Linked DNA regions of Homo sapiens: region 2 is linked to region 1. A link is a loop called in an ENCODE intact Hi-C map of the cell type or tissue named here. Cell type or tissue: sigmoid colon. All regions are shown on one strand.

Region 1 (8,000 bases):
AAAATCCTGGGGAAGGGTGGTGATGTCAGAAGTTTGGAAAACACATCAATGAGTTGAGTCAAGTTTTAGGGTATGATGCACTGGTGGTTAAGGATATCTGTCCAGAGGAGATGCCCTCTGAGAGGGATCTTGCAGGAGAGAGAGTGGCAGGATGAGGGAGCCAGGAGGCAGTTCAGATGGGGGACTGTGCATACCAACACCAGGAGGTAAGAGCTTGCTACCGCAACCAGAAGATTCCAAGCAGCTCGGTGTGACTGAGGCTTGGCGTGAGTGGAGGGAAGTACAGGTGTAGGTGTGTGGGGAACCATGTTTAGGAGCCTGGTCACGGTGTAGGAAATGGAGTTTCTATGGAAGGGGTTTAAGCATTGGGCTATGTGATGACTGGACGTATATTTTAGGAAGGTTTCTCGGGATGCAATGTGGAGGAAGGCTGGGGAGTGCTGCGGTATGCTGGAGGGAGGAATTCTGGTTCAGAGGCTGTTAAGATAGCCCAACTGTATGAGTGTCCTGTGGCTACCATAACAAATGACCACAATGTGGGTGGCTTAAGACACTGGAGATTCGTGCTCTCATAGGTCTGGAGGCCAGAAGTTTGAGAGTGTCAGCAGAATCCTGGTCCTTCCAAGGACTCTAGGGGAAGATCCTTCCCTGCCTCTTCCTGGTGTTCCTTGGCTTGTGGCTGTGTCGCTCCGATCTATGCCTCTGTCGCCATGGCCTTCTCCCTGTGTCTCTGCATCCTCTCCTCTTCTGATAAATACACACAGTACTCATCGGATTTAGGGGTTACTCTAAATCTTGGATGATTGCACCTTGAGATCCTTAATTAATTATGTCTGCAATAATCCTGTTTCCAAATAAGGTGATATTCTGAGCCTCTAGGTAGACATGAATTTGGAGAGGACACTCTTCATTCCACTCTACCCCATGGAGGGTGATGGTAGTCGGGCTTAAGTGATGGCCTGGAATGGTGCGATGTGAAAATCTACAGAGAAGTAGAATCCCAAGAACAAGAAAGCCAGGAGTGAACTCCACGCCTGCCTCTGCCTCACCCTGCCCACTCAGGGCTGGCGACTCCAGCCAGGTTAGCAAAGTGCAGCCCAAAGGCCAAATCCAGCCCACCACCTGCTTTTGTAAATGAAGTTTTTTTTTGGAATAGAGTTACATTTATTTGTTAGATACATTATCTATGGTGGCTTTTGTGCTACAACCACAGAGTTGAGTAGTTGCAGCAGAGACCTGCAAAGCCTGAAATATTTACTGCCCGGCCCTTTACAGAAAAGGTTTGCTGACCCCTGGACTTGAGGAATCCCTGCCTTGAGGCAGCAGGGCTGCTCCCAGGGGAGATGGAAGATGAACCACCCCATGCCCACGAGTTGGCCTCTTCAGACCTGCACCTCTCAGGTAGAGAATCTTAGAAACAGCCAGGGGTATCTCTGTACACTAGCCCTCCTCTGGGCCTAGGGTAGTCAAGTCCCTTCCTCCTGGGCAGCTTGCTCCAGAATTACCCACAAACTGGCCAACAGGAGGGATGACTATGCCATCAACAGAAGATGCCTGCATCCTGCCCTCCATTGCCAGAAGGCAGCTCCTTGAGTGCATCCCTTAATTTCCAGGCCATTAAATCAAAGCCTGTCTATTCGAGTGCAGGTATCACAGAGGAGAGGTGGTTCACTCCAGCCCTTCTTTGCAAATTTCTGCCTCGTAGCCAAAGCTCTCCTGTGGTGAGGCAAACTGTTGTGATACCCATGAGGGACACAGGGCACAGTGCCTGGCGAGGAGCGGGTGCCGGTGAATACACACTGCCAGATCATGGTGACTATGGCCATAACAGCCAGTGCCCTCCTCATGCTAGGGCCCATTCCTGGGGAGGTTGGAACCCAGACTTTCTCCCCAAGTGTCTTTTCACCAAAGGTGACCACTGTCTTCATGCACTCAAAGATTGGCCAAAGCTTTATGCTTTCAGATTTTGACTTGTGGCAAGAACAGTTCTAACATGGCCCCCAAGATTCCCACCTTTGGGCACACATGGCCCGTATGTTCTCCCCTTGAGGGCGGGAGGTCCTGTTCTCCAGGGGAGGGATCACAGGCCATCGATCATATTTGGAGTGGGAAGAAGAGTTAAGTTGTGGCACATGAAGAGTTGGAAGTGCCTTTGGGACACTGGGGTGAAGACGGCAAGTGCTGAGTCCACCACGCTGACTGCAGTGATTGCTGCAGAGGCAGCCACCCTCCCTGATGCCTATAGGCCTGGACTTAACCATTCTGATCCTCTGCTTCCCCTGCCTGTGTTGGGCTAACTCAAAGGAAGCATCTAGAAGCTGCCTGGCACTTGCTCAGTGCTGGAGCATGGTAGCTGTTGTGAGATGCCCGTCTGGACCGCAAGAGAGAGTTTCAGGCCAAAACTTCGATTTGTGAGTTATCAGCAAAAACAGTAAGTGAAGTCTTTGGGACAAATAGGGTCATGGGGGTGAAAGTGTCCTCATTCTTAGAATTCCTTCCTCACATGTCTCAGTAATGCTGAAAAAATCAAAACGTTGTTTGCTTTACAGTCCGAAGTATAAAAATTAAATGCGATCATTTCTGTCTTGTTGGTCCTTCTCCCAGGATTTTAAATCTGGACTTGCTTCAGATTTCTACACTCATTGAGGAGCATCACAGGCAGCACTTGGGCTTTGAGTTTATGTACTACTATTCCCCAGCTTCTGTTCTTTGCATCCTGACTCAGAAGCCTCAGAGAAGCCCATTGGGGTTTTTGTGGTGTTCCTGGGCCACTTCCAGTGGGGGAGTTAAGGGTGCCTCTCACAATCCAGCTGCACCTCACCGGGGAAGGCCAGGGTGAAAAGAGCTGTGTCCACAAGCTACAAAAAAGCCTTAATAGTTGCAGTAGGAATAAAATGCCATCTTTGAGTCTGATGTATATGCGTGTGGGCACACACTTGCAATACATATACACATATACATACGTGCACATGCACATACAATACACATACATACATATGTATACATGCATTCATGTGCCCACGTAATTTCCCTGACATAGTAGCTGTCTCTGCATATCAGCTCTCCTATTTTGAAATTCTCATTGGTCATAACTCAGCCATCTCCAGTATTCTGCAGGGCATCTGCCAGGCACCCAGTTGCATGCCCGCAATAAGCCACAGCCAGGGAATGTGCCCCTTTGTCCAAACTGCTTTAGACTCAAAACCTGGAGAGGGTGATAATTTGGGATTCACAAAGTTTTGAGATCCGTGTTGGGTGTGGGCTAACAAGCTGCACTAACTCCTAGGTGTGCAAAGAGGGTTTTCTTCTATTATAAGCAAATGCAAAATATCTCAGCTAAAGTAAAATCCTAGTGGGTGTCAACATTTGCTACAGCAGTATGGCTAGGTATGAAATGTATAGAGAAATGGACAAAAATGGCACAGGCATAGTCGGAGTGCATTCTCGCCAATCAAGAGATACACCCAAATGTGTTGAACCAGAGTCAACATTACCCAGCATTTGAATCAGTGAAAATCCCAATAATGACAATAGCAGTCCCGTATTTGTCAAGCTTTTAGGCGCCCAGCACTTTATACATGCATTAGCTCAATTCACATCTCCTGGTGCATTTTTTGCTTGGGTACATGGTACTGTCTGGACTTCAGAAAATTGAAAGAAAACCTTTGCAAATTAAAGCAACAAAAGAATTTTCACCATATAAGATAAATTACTGGAATCAAAAGTCCCTGCAACGTCACCAGGATTATTCAGACACATTTAAACTCACAGCAAACAGGGTATTCATCCTCATATGTTTACTGTGATGATACACTGTGGAAAACTGGTGGCCCTTAGACTTTCTTATTTGATTAATACCTCAGCGTTTTTTCTGCCAGATCCTGCTCTCTTCGCACATTGCCCGTGTCTATAAGAAAACACTGTCTGGTTTGGGACAGAGTCCAACTGTCTGCAGGCACAAAGAGGACCTGATACGACCCCTTCCTCCAGAAGAGGGTTTCCCAAGCCCCTGCACATTCTCTGTGTTAATCTAGGCTATTTCGAAACCTGGGGTTGTCATTGACACTTTTGGCATGGACTTTCCTTGTGAATCAGAAATGAAATATGCTGTTTTCCTGCCATATAACAAGAGCCTGCACTCCTTGCGTAAGAATGCAAAAAGCCATTTTAAAACGTGTGTGAATAGAGTTCTAAGTGCGGTGGGCTGAACTGGTAAAAAATAATATTCAGCTCAGCACTTTGGCAGAGATGACAATTATGAGGCAGACTCATTTGTTTACCTTCCCAGCTAGAGAAGACACGTGGAGGCAGCAGCCAAGAGGAGGGTCTAAGTTGGGAATAGGGAACAGGGCTTGGCTCTGGTTCTATTGATTTTGGCAAAACTTCCACATGAAAAATTATGCCTCAGATAAAAATAAATTATAATCTACAAGTATTTGAATGAGAAGGGTTCCCTGTGAAAACTTCATAAATGAATGCTAATTCAGTTACCCATTTGTAGCCATGAAACATAAGCAGTCACGTTATTCTGAGGAGCTTGTTTTGGAAAAGATTGTACAACCCATGAAGCAATTCTTCACGAAGTGCATAAAAATGTCAGCTTATGTATAATTTATACGGCTGATGTTAGTTATGGTCTGTTTAATAGTATTTAATGCTGTCATATGACATCATTCTTTCATTTACCAATTGGAAAAAAAAATAAAAAGACCAATCAAAAACATTTTATAGAGTAAGAAATATGCTTATTGAATTTGATTAAAATTGTAGGAGGTGATAAACAGATTCACTGGGGGAGGTATCTTTAAAAGATTTTTAAAAAGAGTTATGGCGGTGGAGCATGTACAGTCTTTACTCTATGGTTATTTTAATCATAATTTACTTACTGCGTGTGTGTTATCTAACGTCCTGCTAATGTGCCTTAAGCAATTCATTTTGCCGACAGCACAGTAAATTGCTATATAGCCTTGGCCCTTTATTAGTAGCGATGATTAAATCCAGTTTTAGTTGTACTTACTACATTTTCTCCACTGCCTACCGGGCATCCCTGTAGCGGGGAGAGGAGTTGCTGCCTCCATCCTGAATCTCTCCATCCTTTAACCAAAAATTCATTCTGCATATTTTCAGCAAGCTATACTTCACCTCTGTTTACACTAACTCTATTTTCCTACCACGTAGGATATTTTTGGTGCTGTGTGAGAAAGTAGGACAAAATATTTGAAAATGTTGTATTAAATAAAATATAGCCCTTGCTTTTTCTCTATGCAGTAGAAGCACTGGATAAAAGAAAACCTACCCTTTCTGCTGTGGTGTGTGTGTGTGTGTGTGTGTGTGTTTGTGTGTGTTTGTGCGCACGTGCCTGAATCCTAGAAGAAACCAAGCATTGACTTCATATATTATGGGACCAAAGCATTTGCCTATGTTAACTCTGTGGGTGAATTCTTATAAGTACCTGTATTATTTTAGCCCAGGAAGCAAGCCGGAGTGCATTTGTGTGAAATGGATTATAGAAGATGAAGTTACAAACTCCTATACGTCATGAACACTGGCCCACAGTTTTGAGTTTTACTGGTGGGGGTGGGTATAACACAGATTTAGTTTCCAGGCCCTCACTAAACCTGTGCAATGTGTCTAAGACCCTCATTCTACTTGCAAGTGGATTTCCTTGCCTCCACATTTGGGTTTGATCCAGGGTTCTGTACTTAATCTGCGGAAGACATTTGGCAAGTTTGACCTGGAGTCACAGAATGAGTCCTATTGAAAGCTGGCCACTCAGACCCAAATCCAATCCTGATGCTTCCTGGAAGAGGCTGAGTCTCTGCATCTGGTGAGACAGACTTCTGGGAAACTGGAGGGTTCACTTTCTCACCCCAAATCTCAACATCAGGTAAATTGGCTTGCATTGTAGCTGCCTGCGAGGCCCTAAGGAAATATCTCCCATGCAGTGGTCCTGGAGGTCACCCTTGGCTGACAGGCATCTCAGGGTTTTATGAATTGGCTGACAGGCAACTCAGGGTTTTATGAATTGGCTGACAGACATCTCAGGGTTTTTATGAAGACTTTTCCAATATCTTTCCTGGTCCAGTGGTAGTGCTATCTTTTGCACTAGGAAGAGAGAAGGAGACATATCCAAGTCATTTTCCTCCTGTCCTAAGAGGCACCCAGGTCTCATTTCTAATGGTGGTACCATGTTCCATGGCGGGGAGATGGTGCTGGCAAGCTCTCAATCACTCCTATCACTCTGCCATGCTGGCTGCCTTTGCAAAGCGTCCTGGACCAGGGTGACTTCTACTGCCTTGGCTTGTCTATGTCCATCCTAGGCAAAGCTGGGGAATGTGCCCTCTCAGTCTTATCAGCTGCTAGAAGCGCTTCCCAGTTCACCTTTGTCCACTTCGCTCTCTCTCTGTCTGTCTCTCATCTTTTTCCTTCATCCGGTCTAGGCACTTGGCACCTGCCAATGAAGGGCTTCCCAGTTCCTGGGGAAAGTTCCCTCTGCCCTATTTCTCACCATGACTACTCTCGGCTTCTCCCTCCCTCCCTTTTTCTCTGATCCAGATGTTCCAGTACTGAATGTCATTCCTTTTGGGTCCTGCTGAGTGCAAATTTGGAAATGTGGGCTAATGGGGGATCCTGAGTTAATGGGCCTCCCCTCCCATGCAATGCTTCTCAGAGCTTTTCAGACGTGCGACTTAGCCTAAAGGAGGAAACTGAAAGGTGGGAATTTCTTTCTCAGTGTCAGGCCTTGAGTGAGGGAGAGATTTTGACAAGAGGACTTTCAGTTCTTTTGAACTCATATTGTAGATACGACCACCCACGTCTGCGCCAGGGAAGGGGAGGGGACACACGGAGCCCGTCCACAGCCTCCGACACCTCCCTCTTCTTCTTTTACTTCTCTAGCTCTGGGGACACCGCACAGGGCCCAAGCCCAGCACACCTGTGTGTTCAGGGTGTGAAGTTAGTTAGGACAGGCTCTGGATGAGTCTTCAGCAGCATCTGAGCTGTGTTTGAGCCCTACTCCTCAGTCCACCTAGCTTTTTGATCTTGGGGAAGGTGCCTCATGTTCACTTGCCTAAACAGCAGTGGTGGCGATGTCAGCTTCCCAGGGAGCTGTGGAGGTGAAACTGAGGAAGGCAGCTCAAGCACATTCCCAACTATTGACTGATACATACGTATGATTTACATAGCCTGATTCACTGGGGAGGTCAGGTAGACCTTGTATGTATATGATATACATAGCCTGATTCACTGGGGAGGTTGGGAAGGTAGAAAATCCAGAAGGAGCCTCAGAAACAACCCTCACTATGGTGCAAAACATCATGTGGTGTGAGTATGCTGTATTTTGTAGCTGACCATAGAACATGGAAGGGATTAAGAGAAAAGCCAGTGCCAGGCAAGATGTCAGATGGGAAGATACTGAGTCCGTCTAGCTCTGGGAGTTGCAGATGAGTAGGGAATCTGTCTTTGAGTCTCCAACTCTTTGGCTTTCAGGCCTCTGTGCTGTTGCATTTCTTTTTTTTTGTGAGACGGAGTCTCGCTCTCACCCTGTCACCAGGCTGGAGTGCAGTGGCGCGATCTCAGCTCACTGCAACCTCTGACTCCCTGGTTCAAGTGATTCTCCTGTCTCAGCCTCCCAAGTAGCTGGAATTACAGGCATGCGCCACCAGGCCCAGCTAATTCTTGTATTTTTAGTAGAGATGGGGTTTCACCACATTGGCCAGGATGGTCTCTATCTCTTGACCTCGTGATCTGCCCGCCTCAGCCTCCCAAAGTTCTAGGATTACAGGCGTGAGCCACTGCGCCCGGCCTGTGCTGTTGCTTTTAAAATGCCAAGATACAGCCTCTCCAGGGACGATTGAAACCTCAAGAGACAATTTAATTCTTTTGGGTAAATTACTGAGAGAATTACCAAATCCATCTGATAATTTTGGAGAGTGCCTTGAAAAGATCCACCCCAGATGGTAGCACTGAGTGGGTCTGGAAGCCATGGCCCTCCCTGGGGC
Region 2 (8,000 bases), 96 kb before region 1:
AAACCAGCCTTACCTGCTGAGTTAGAGGCAGAGTTGGGCTGGTGCAGGACACGCTGACAGAATCAACAGCAAGGTAGCTCGGCTTCCTGAAGGTGAATGGGGATCAGGACCTGGGCTAGGAGGAGCAGGTTGGAGGGAGGGTTCTAGATTCACTGACTGTGATCCTCAGACAAGTCACAGGGCACTGCAGGTGCGGCCTGCCTGTTCCAAGTCCTGTTGTCTGCCTTCTTAAGGGGCTACTCTTTGCCTGTCTGAAAGCATCTTTGTTTTCAGGCTGTCATTTGGCTGATGAAGTCCAAGAAGGTGATAATGACAGATCCAGGTTTACGCTTATCTCTTATCACTAACTTGGAAAATTAGCATATTGGAGTGCACTCCCTGTTTGTCCACTATGGATTTGTGTTGGGGACATCATTGAAATCCTGGAATGCAGAGTCTCCACAAAGACCTGGATGATTTCGGGGTGAAGGGAGTGCAGAGCAGAAGCATTTGATCTGGAAGTTTGTTGGGTTTAGGGTGGATTAGAGTTTGCAATGGTGTCATGGATGTCATTGTCCAGCTTGGAGCCAGGGGGTCTTTCTCCTGGGAAAGGATGAAGGAGGTCCCCTGGGGAAGAGGGAAACAGCATATCGGAGTGGCTGTAGTCTGGTGGGGCTGAGCCCAAGTATTGTGTGGGGGCCCAAGTCACTGACATTATTCCTGAATATTCTTCTTAATGTGGAATTTTGATTTTGGCCATGGGGTCATCTAATTGACTCAAGGAAAGTTTCTTTCTTTTTTTTTCCCCCTGAAAGTAGAATGTACATTTCTCACTTAGAGTGGCTTTTAAGGGATGCAGTATAACTGCCAAATGTGGACAAGATGACATTGTCTCTCTGAAAGTCTGGGTCCCACAGTAGAAGCCTAGTTGGTCTGTGGGTACTGGGAAGGCTGCTTAGGGCCCTCATTCACAGGGGTGGGAACGGTTCCTCTGAGTGTGATGACAAATGGAATCTTTTGCTCCAAGGAGCCACATCCCAAATTTACATCAAAACTTCCAGCAATATCAGTTTGGTCCTCCCATGGGGTGTCTTCACCAACTTTGACACAGGGCTTTGGGATCAAACATTCCAGATGGCATTCATTCATTCATTCATTCATTCATTCATTCACCACATTCAACAAATAGGTACGGAGTGCTTGCTGTGCACCAGGGACTGGTGTAGGTGCTGGGAGTACCAAAGTGAGCAAAGTAAAGGAGTATGAGGTCACAGGAGGGAAGCAAGGCAGATGTCCAGTACAAAGCAGCAAGACTGGAAGTCTCCAGGAGGGACACACAGTATGGGCAAGGGGGAGCAAGGAGGAAATGAAGTCAGGAGTTAATGGAAGGGCCTGATTGTCCAGGGCCTGTGGGCATCGGTCAGAAAATTGAACATAAGCTGTGTTGAGATGAGATGGTAGAGGGCGCGGGGTAACAGCTCCAGGAGACCCCTTCACTAGTCCAGATGAGAGGATGGTGGCTTGAATGGGGTGGGTGGGTAGAGGCATAAGAAGGGGTCAGATTCTGGGTCTGTTGTGGGAATCAGGCCAACTGAGTGTTTTGGTGGATCAGACATCAAGTGTGAGAGTAAAGAGGAGAAAGAGGCCACCCATGGTTGGCAGCTGGAAGGGTATATTGGCCACTTGCTGAGATGAAGAAAGTGCTGCAGGGTCCAGCTGGGGAAGGGGAATGGGCAGCTGTGTTTTAGACGTGTTAGGTTTTAATTCTCATTGGATAATGAGTAGAGATGTCAGCCAAGCTGCTGGCTATTGAGCCTGAAGCTTGAACTCTCAGGGGTCAAGTGTCTCTTAATGTTCTCCACAAAAAAATTTGCTTCTGTCTTACACTTACTGCCTTTTTTGAGGACTCTTACCCTTCTGTGGTCAGCTGAGCATCTTGTCTTGGAATGCTTGAAGATAAGTATCTGAGTAGAAAATAAACACTCCCTTTATAATTGGCAATTTAGGTTCAGACTAAGGAAACTTTCCCCAAAATAGGGAAATTGGTTAACCAGACAACCATACTTATCTTCCAGATGGGCTGGATGACACAAGTCTTCCTTACACACACAGTTAATATTGCACTGTGAACACCTGGTTAATGATCCTGTCCAGCTCCTGAGCGCTCACCTCACCAGTTGTCTACAATGGTTCTTACCTGCCATGCTCATTTGGGTGCTTATAAACTGCCTTTTGACAGTACATTCCTAGAAGGCAGGGATCAGGTGACATGAACTACTATTGTCTCCTTTCCAGTGTCTGTCACAGTGCCCTATGAACAGTGTGTAATAAATGGTTGGTTGGTTGGGTAGATGAATGAATAAATGACTGTAGTGACTAAAATATAGAGTGATACGGTTTGGCTCTGCATCCCCACCCAAATCTCATCTCGAGTTGTAATCCCCGTGTATCAAGGGAGGGACCTGGTGGGAGGTGATTGGATCATGGGGGTGGTTTCCCCCATGCTGTTCTCAAGATAGTTAGTTCTCAAGAGATCTGATGATTTGTAAGTGTTTGGCAGTTTCTCCTTCACTCACTCTCTTTCCTGCCACCTTGTGAATAAGGTACTTGCTTCCCCTTCACCATCTGCCATGATTGTAAGTTTCCTGATTCTCCCCAGCAGAACTGTGAGTCAAACTTCTTTCTTTATAATTTACCCAGTCTCAGGCAGTTCTTTACAGCAGTGTGAAAATGGACTAATACATAGAGGAAGAGTCTGTCCTCATGGAAGAAGAAGAAAAATAGATGTGTGCTTTTAATTTTGCTTAGCAAAAACTCCATTCATAATTCAGGGCTTTTTTGGTTTTAGAGTCAATGGAAAGAAAATAGGAAGTAAATGTATTAAAGAGAAGATGTGGTTTGGGGTTTGGCAGTCTGGGTTCTAATGTGACAGTCGATCTGAAAGATCTATTAATGGTTTAAATGCCTGTATTTAGAGTATGAAGAGAAAGAGAGACAGAAAATGAGAGAGAGAGAGAGAGAAAGAGAGAGAGGTGAACATTACAAAATTATATAATAAAGAGCAGAAGGATGATGATAAAGAAGTACAAGGTGACATAAACCCATCTTTAGCTGGATTCACCAATAAGAGTGTTAATTTTTTAAAATGCACTTCTGCTGCAGAGAATTGTTTTAGTACTGGTCCTTAGTTTATTAATCTCTGTCATCATTCGACCATGCATAGCCCTATTTTACATATGCATGGATTAATAATGTAATGAACACCCATAAACCCACAACTGACTGGAGACCTAGACTCTAGATGAATGACAACGACAGTCTCTGTGTGTGTCTACGGTCCTGAGTGTGGCCATTCTGGTTTACCATGTTGTTGGGGCACATTTACTGACAGTGCCCCTTGGACTCCCCAGAGGGTCCCATTTTGGACGATGCACTTTACAGTCATGCATTCATCCTCACCCTTGCTTTCTCTCCCCTGATGCACCTCTACTTTGAATTACATGTTTATCCTTTCCTTGCTTTTCTACAATTTTTTTCAAAAACAAGTTTTCTACTGCATCCTGGTTTGTTAAATTTTTCCAAGGCAGTAGAGAAAGGGAATTCAAAGAATAAAAAGCATTAGAAAATGTTTCTGTGCTCCCGTAACAAGTGGAAGTGTTGCTGGAAGTGAGAAATGTCCAGGTCATGGTCCCCCTGATGTGCCATTTAGTGGAGTGCCGTTTTATATTACGTACTGACGTGATAACTGATCATAGCTCCAAAAGAAGAGCTATCAAAACCATCCCAAGATGGTGATGTGTTGGAGCTCACTGCACGAGCTGTGCCGGCTCCCTCTTCCCGTCACCCCCCAGTGGCTCGAATTGCTCAGCACTGAGAGTCAGTGCTACCTCCAGGAAAGATGAGTCAGGCTTCGGGTGGTGGTGGCATACGTGGTAAGGCAGCTGGAGGCTCAGAAACGAAAATTAAATAACAATCAAGGAGAAAGCAATTAGAAATAGGAGTTCTGCGGGTCACTGGCGAGTCTTCCTCAAATCTGGAGTCAGGAGGTGTTAACCAAGAGTTCCACGTGCCCTGTGTTAAATACATGTTAGTTTCTGTTGCTCTGTATCAGGGATTCTCATTTTGGAGAATGGTAACCTAACACGTATTTGATTTTGGTTTTCACAGGAATCCAGAAAGGGAGAGAGTGGAGCTAGAGTGGCTTCTGAGTGGATAGGAATACTCATGACCTTGGCAGAACAGACAGAGTCCCGTCCACATTGGGGCTGCCCTGTGCCTCCCCTGTTGGGGAGAGAGGGAGTGGCTGCTGGCAGGAACTCTCTGTCTCTCTTGCTAGACCCTGGCTCAGCCTCAGGGCTTCTGCATTTTGTCTGTGTGGAGTCATCCACATCGGAGCCAACTGAGTGTCTGATTTAGCCAGGGGGGGATTCTTTCTGAAATTGGAAAGGTTCAGCATAAGTTTCTGAGAGCTGCATTTTCTGGGATTCTTGGATCATCCTTGGGAAGAGTCTTTTGTTGCATAACATGCCAGGATGGAGAGAAACATCAATGCCAATGCACTGTTGCAATGTCCTAGCGAATCTTTATTGAGTGCTACTAAATGTCGGGCTTGAGATCTAAAACCTGGCAAGATCCAATCTGCCCCCCAGATGGAGGTGGAGACGGCCTGATGGACAAGAAGGAAATGGCCAGCCGTGCTACTGCTGTGCTGTCACCAGGATGCAACGGGCACATTGTTTTGTCTGGGGAGAGAAAAAGGGAGTCCCAGGAGGAACTCGTTTGCTAGATTGGGGATGCCTGGGTGTTACCTGAGTGGGAGGGTTTGCTTCACGGACCCGGGGACTGAACACTGCTCCACACTGGGTATGACTTTAGAGTCTCACTTTCCTTACCCTTTAAATTAAACACAGGCGTGGTACATGAGGTCAAGGATGTTTTTAGGTCTAGCATTCTGTGTTTTTAAAGTCACTAGCTTGTAGTCTCCCAAGCTCATGACCTCCAAATTCCCCAAACAATTAAAGAAGTACATGTGTGCGTGAAAGACAACTTGGTGGAGGGTTGCCGCTTGCATTTGCCTGGAAAACAGATGGGATAATGGGATTGCTGGAAAGTAAGGGCTGCCCCTTCTTTGAGAGAAAGCAGTAGCCTGCTGTGGATTTGAGGATGTCTTCAGACACCATCTCTGGTTCCAGAAATGGTCAGTGACTTTGATTCACTGCACAAAGCAGTCACCCTGGCTGGGAGCCAGTCAGGGTCCTGAGGCTGCAGTGCACTTGAAGATGTCAGCGGGGCCCGGCATGAAGATGCCTTGGACCCATGCCCACCCTGGTTAGTGGGAACCAGCTGGGAGCACCTGAGGCCCCCGTTGGCAGGGCTCGTGAATGCCCCTTTAAGAAAAGGCAAGCTGCCAACCACAATGAAATATGCAATTGTCCATCTGTTGCTCAAATTAAAATTTTTTTCCTTTATATTGCCAAAAATTTCTCTAACTACTGTCCGGTGCTCTAACCTCAAGTTTGAGTGGGTCAGGAGAGTAGGGGATTGAAGAGGTTATTATTTGGGGGGAGCAGCTGAATTTAGGGACAAGGACTCTCACTGGTATGAAGGAGACAAAGGTAGAGGGTTCTAGATAATTTCAAGAAAAATACCATCATCTTTTAAAAACAATTTGGGAACTTTATAAATCACCAACTGTTTCTTGTCAAAAATCAACCAGATTCCTAAGAGGTCATTTTCCTCCTTTATTCCAGATAAGTTCTTGTTTCTAGGCCCCTACAGGGGCTGGGGCTGGGGCTGGGGCTGGGGCTGGGTTCTGCTTCAGTGATTCACTTTTATTAATAGGATAATATGTGTGTATATAAAATATATTTATGTATAAGAACTTTCTTTTATATACAAAAATTTACTCTTTCTCACACCTAAAACTCCGAGACTCAAATCTTATTTTGTCTCATGTTTCTACCCACTTCCCTCCTTTTTTTAATAGTAGATCTTACCCTTTGAATCAATTATTTTCTTCTTTCTTTTCTTTGGATGAATATTCATGAGTATGGAATAATCTTGAACACTGCAGAAGGAAGTCAGACATGTCAGGCAGAGATGCACATCTCTGGTAACTGAAGATAACCAGAAAAACTAGGTGGTTAAGAACCAAGCAGGAGGAGCCTGAAGGCAGCCCTCCTGGCCTTCTTGCTCCATGCTGCTAGGCACGGTACCCAAGGAGTTTGCCACAGTCTTTTGCAGGGAGAGTTTCCAAGAAGTCTCCAAGGATGGGATGAAGTGGAGACCCAGAAGTAGGGGCTGGGAGAAATAATTTGTTTTCCCTCCCACTTTGCTTCCCCATTGTGTTGATGGCAGGTGCAAGCTAGAGGGTGATGCCACAGGCTCCTGGCAAGCACCTGGAATGACTGCAGGACAGGGTGAAGTAGGTCCCTAAGGAAGCCAGGACAACAAGGACTCTGAGAACAGAGAGGAGAACAAAGTCCAATAAAGACTGGCAATGGTGTGTCTCACTGTGTTTCCCCCATCTGTTCCAGAAAGTCTTAATCCATAAAACCATTCTTCTTTGTTGTTGCTTTTATTGCCTCTCTTTGCTTTGAGAGGATATGTATGTTCAAATACCTCCTATGAAAATACCCTCCCTCAATGGTGGGGCTTCCCATTGGATAGTATCTTTCTTCCCCTCCTTCACAATCAAGCTTTTTGAAAATGCATGTTTTTATTCAGTCTTTACTTCTTCACTTGGCTTTTTATCCCACAACCCACTATAATTTATTGGATTTAACTTATACTTTAAAGTTTACTTATATCTAACTAAAACTAACATTCTAAGGGACATTTTTGAAGTATTTTCTCTGATCTCTGTTATGTGAATACACTAAAAGTCATTGAATTGTAAACTTTAAGTGGTAAGGAAATTAAAAGGAGTGTGAATTATATTGAATAACACCATTAAAAAATGTAACATGCCTTAACATTCACTTTATTTTTTCAAAATAAAAGAGCTATAACATTTTCAACATAAATGTTGCACATACTTATTTAAAAAAATGAAAATTCTGAAACAATGAAAAAAGAACAAGATAATTCCAACTACCTAAAATAACGGTAGTTATCTTTATTATATATTCCTTTCTTTCAGAACTCTCTGCATGTGGGCACACACAAGTTATAGGAAGACACACATTATATATAATACATGAACATATACTTATACATATGTACATACATTTACTTTGCATTTTCTGTATAGTATGTTGTAATATACATTATATTGTATGTGCACTATATATATGTATGTGTATATACAAATATATGTAGAGAGAGGGAGAGAGAGAATATGTATATTTTTTCTTATACGCTGTAATTGGCATTTGCTAGTCTCACAAACAAATTGGGAAGTATTTGCTCTCTTTCTACTCTTTGAGGGAGCTTGTGTAAAATTGATATTATTTTCTTCCTAAATGTTTGAAAGAATTCAACAGTAAAGTCATCTGGGTCTTGTATTTTTTTGTGTGGGAAGTTTTTAATGGAGAATTCAGTTTTGGTTATTGACACAGGACTATTCCGATTTTATGTCTCTTCTGGTGTCAGTTTGGTAGGTTATATTTTGAAAGTAATTTGTCCAGTCTGTATTTTCAAATTCACTGGCAGAAAGGTATTCATAGTACCATCTTATTACCTTTTAATGTCTGTAGAACTTGTGGTGATGACCCCTTCTGTATTCCTGATACTGCATAATTTTAATTTTTAAAATTTGTTGATCTTCTAAGGTCTTAGAGATATTGTACGTTTTTTTCCTCAAAGATGCCAAATAATTTTTACTTACTATATGTTTCCTTTACATTGCACTGATTACTGCTCTCATCTTTATTATTTCCTTTCTTCTGCTTTCCTTGGACTTAATTAGCTGTGGGTTTTTTTTGTTTTGTTTTTGTTTTTGTTTTTAGAAGATGTCTTTCTTTGATGCCCAGGTTGGAGTGCAGTGGTGTGATCATAGCTCACTGAAGCCTCAACCTCCT

Evidence for each region. Hi-C counts contacts between places; a loop is a spot of excess contacts. Peaks named below come from ENCODE experiments on the same cell type or tissue, not always from the same donor. Only the 100,000 strongest peaks of a DNase experiment are listed, where the experiment ranks them.
Region 2: it touches region 1 in a loop (3-fold over the local background); 2 of 110 quality-filtered maps call a loop at or near these places.

What each region holds. Positions count from the first base shown.
Region 1 is chr10:129,092,756-129,100,755 of GRCh38, reverse strand. No RefSeq gene overlaps it. Among named protein-coding and RNA genes, the nearest start is that of LINC02667, 180 kb to the right of the region's middle. In sigmoid colon, no CTCF peak of the experiment used is centred here; DNase peaks (open chromatin) are centred at 3,995 and 4,295; H3K4me3 peaks cover 340 bases; H3K27ac peaks cover 196 bases.
Region 2 is chr10:129,189,252-129,197,251 of GRCh38, reverse strand. No RefSeq gene overlaps it. Among named protein-coding and RNA genes, the nearest start is that of MGMT, 270 kb to the left of the region's middle. In sigmoid colon, no CTCF peak of the experiment used is centred here; DNase peaks (open chromatin) are centred at 3,876, 4,321 and 5,281.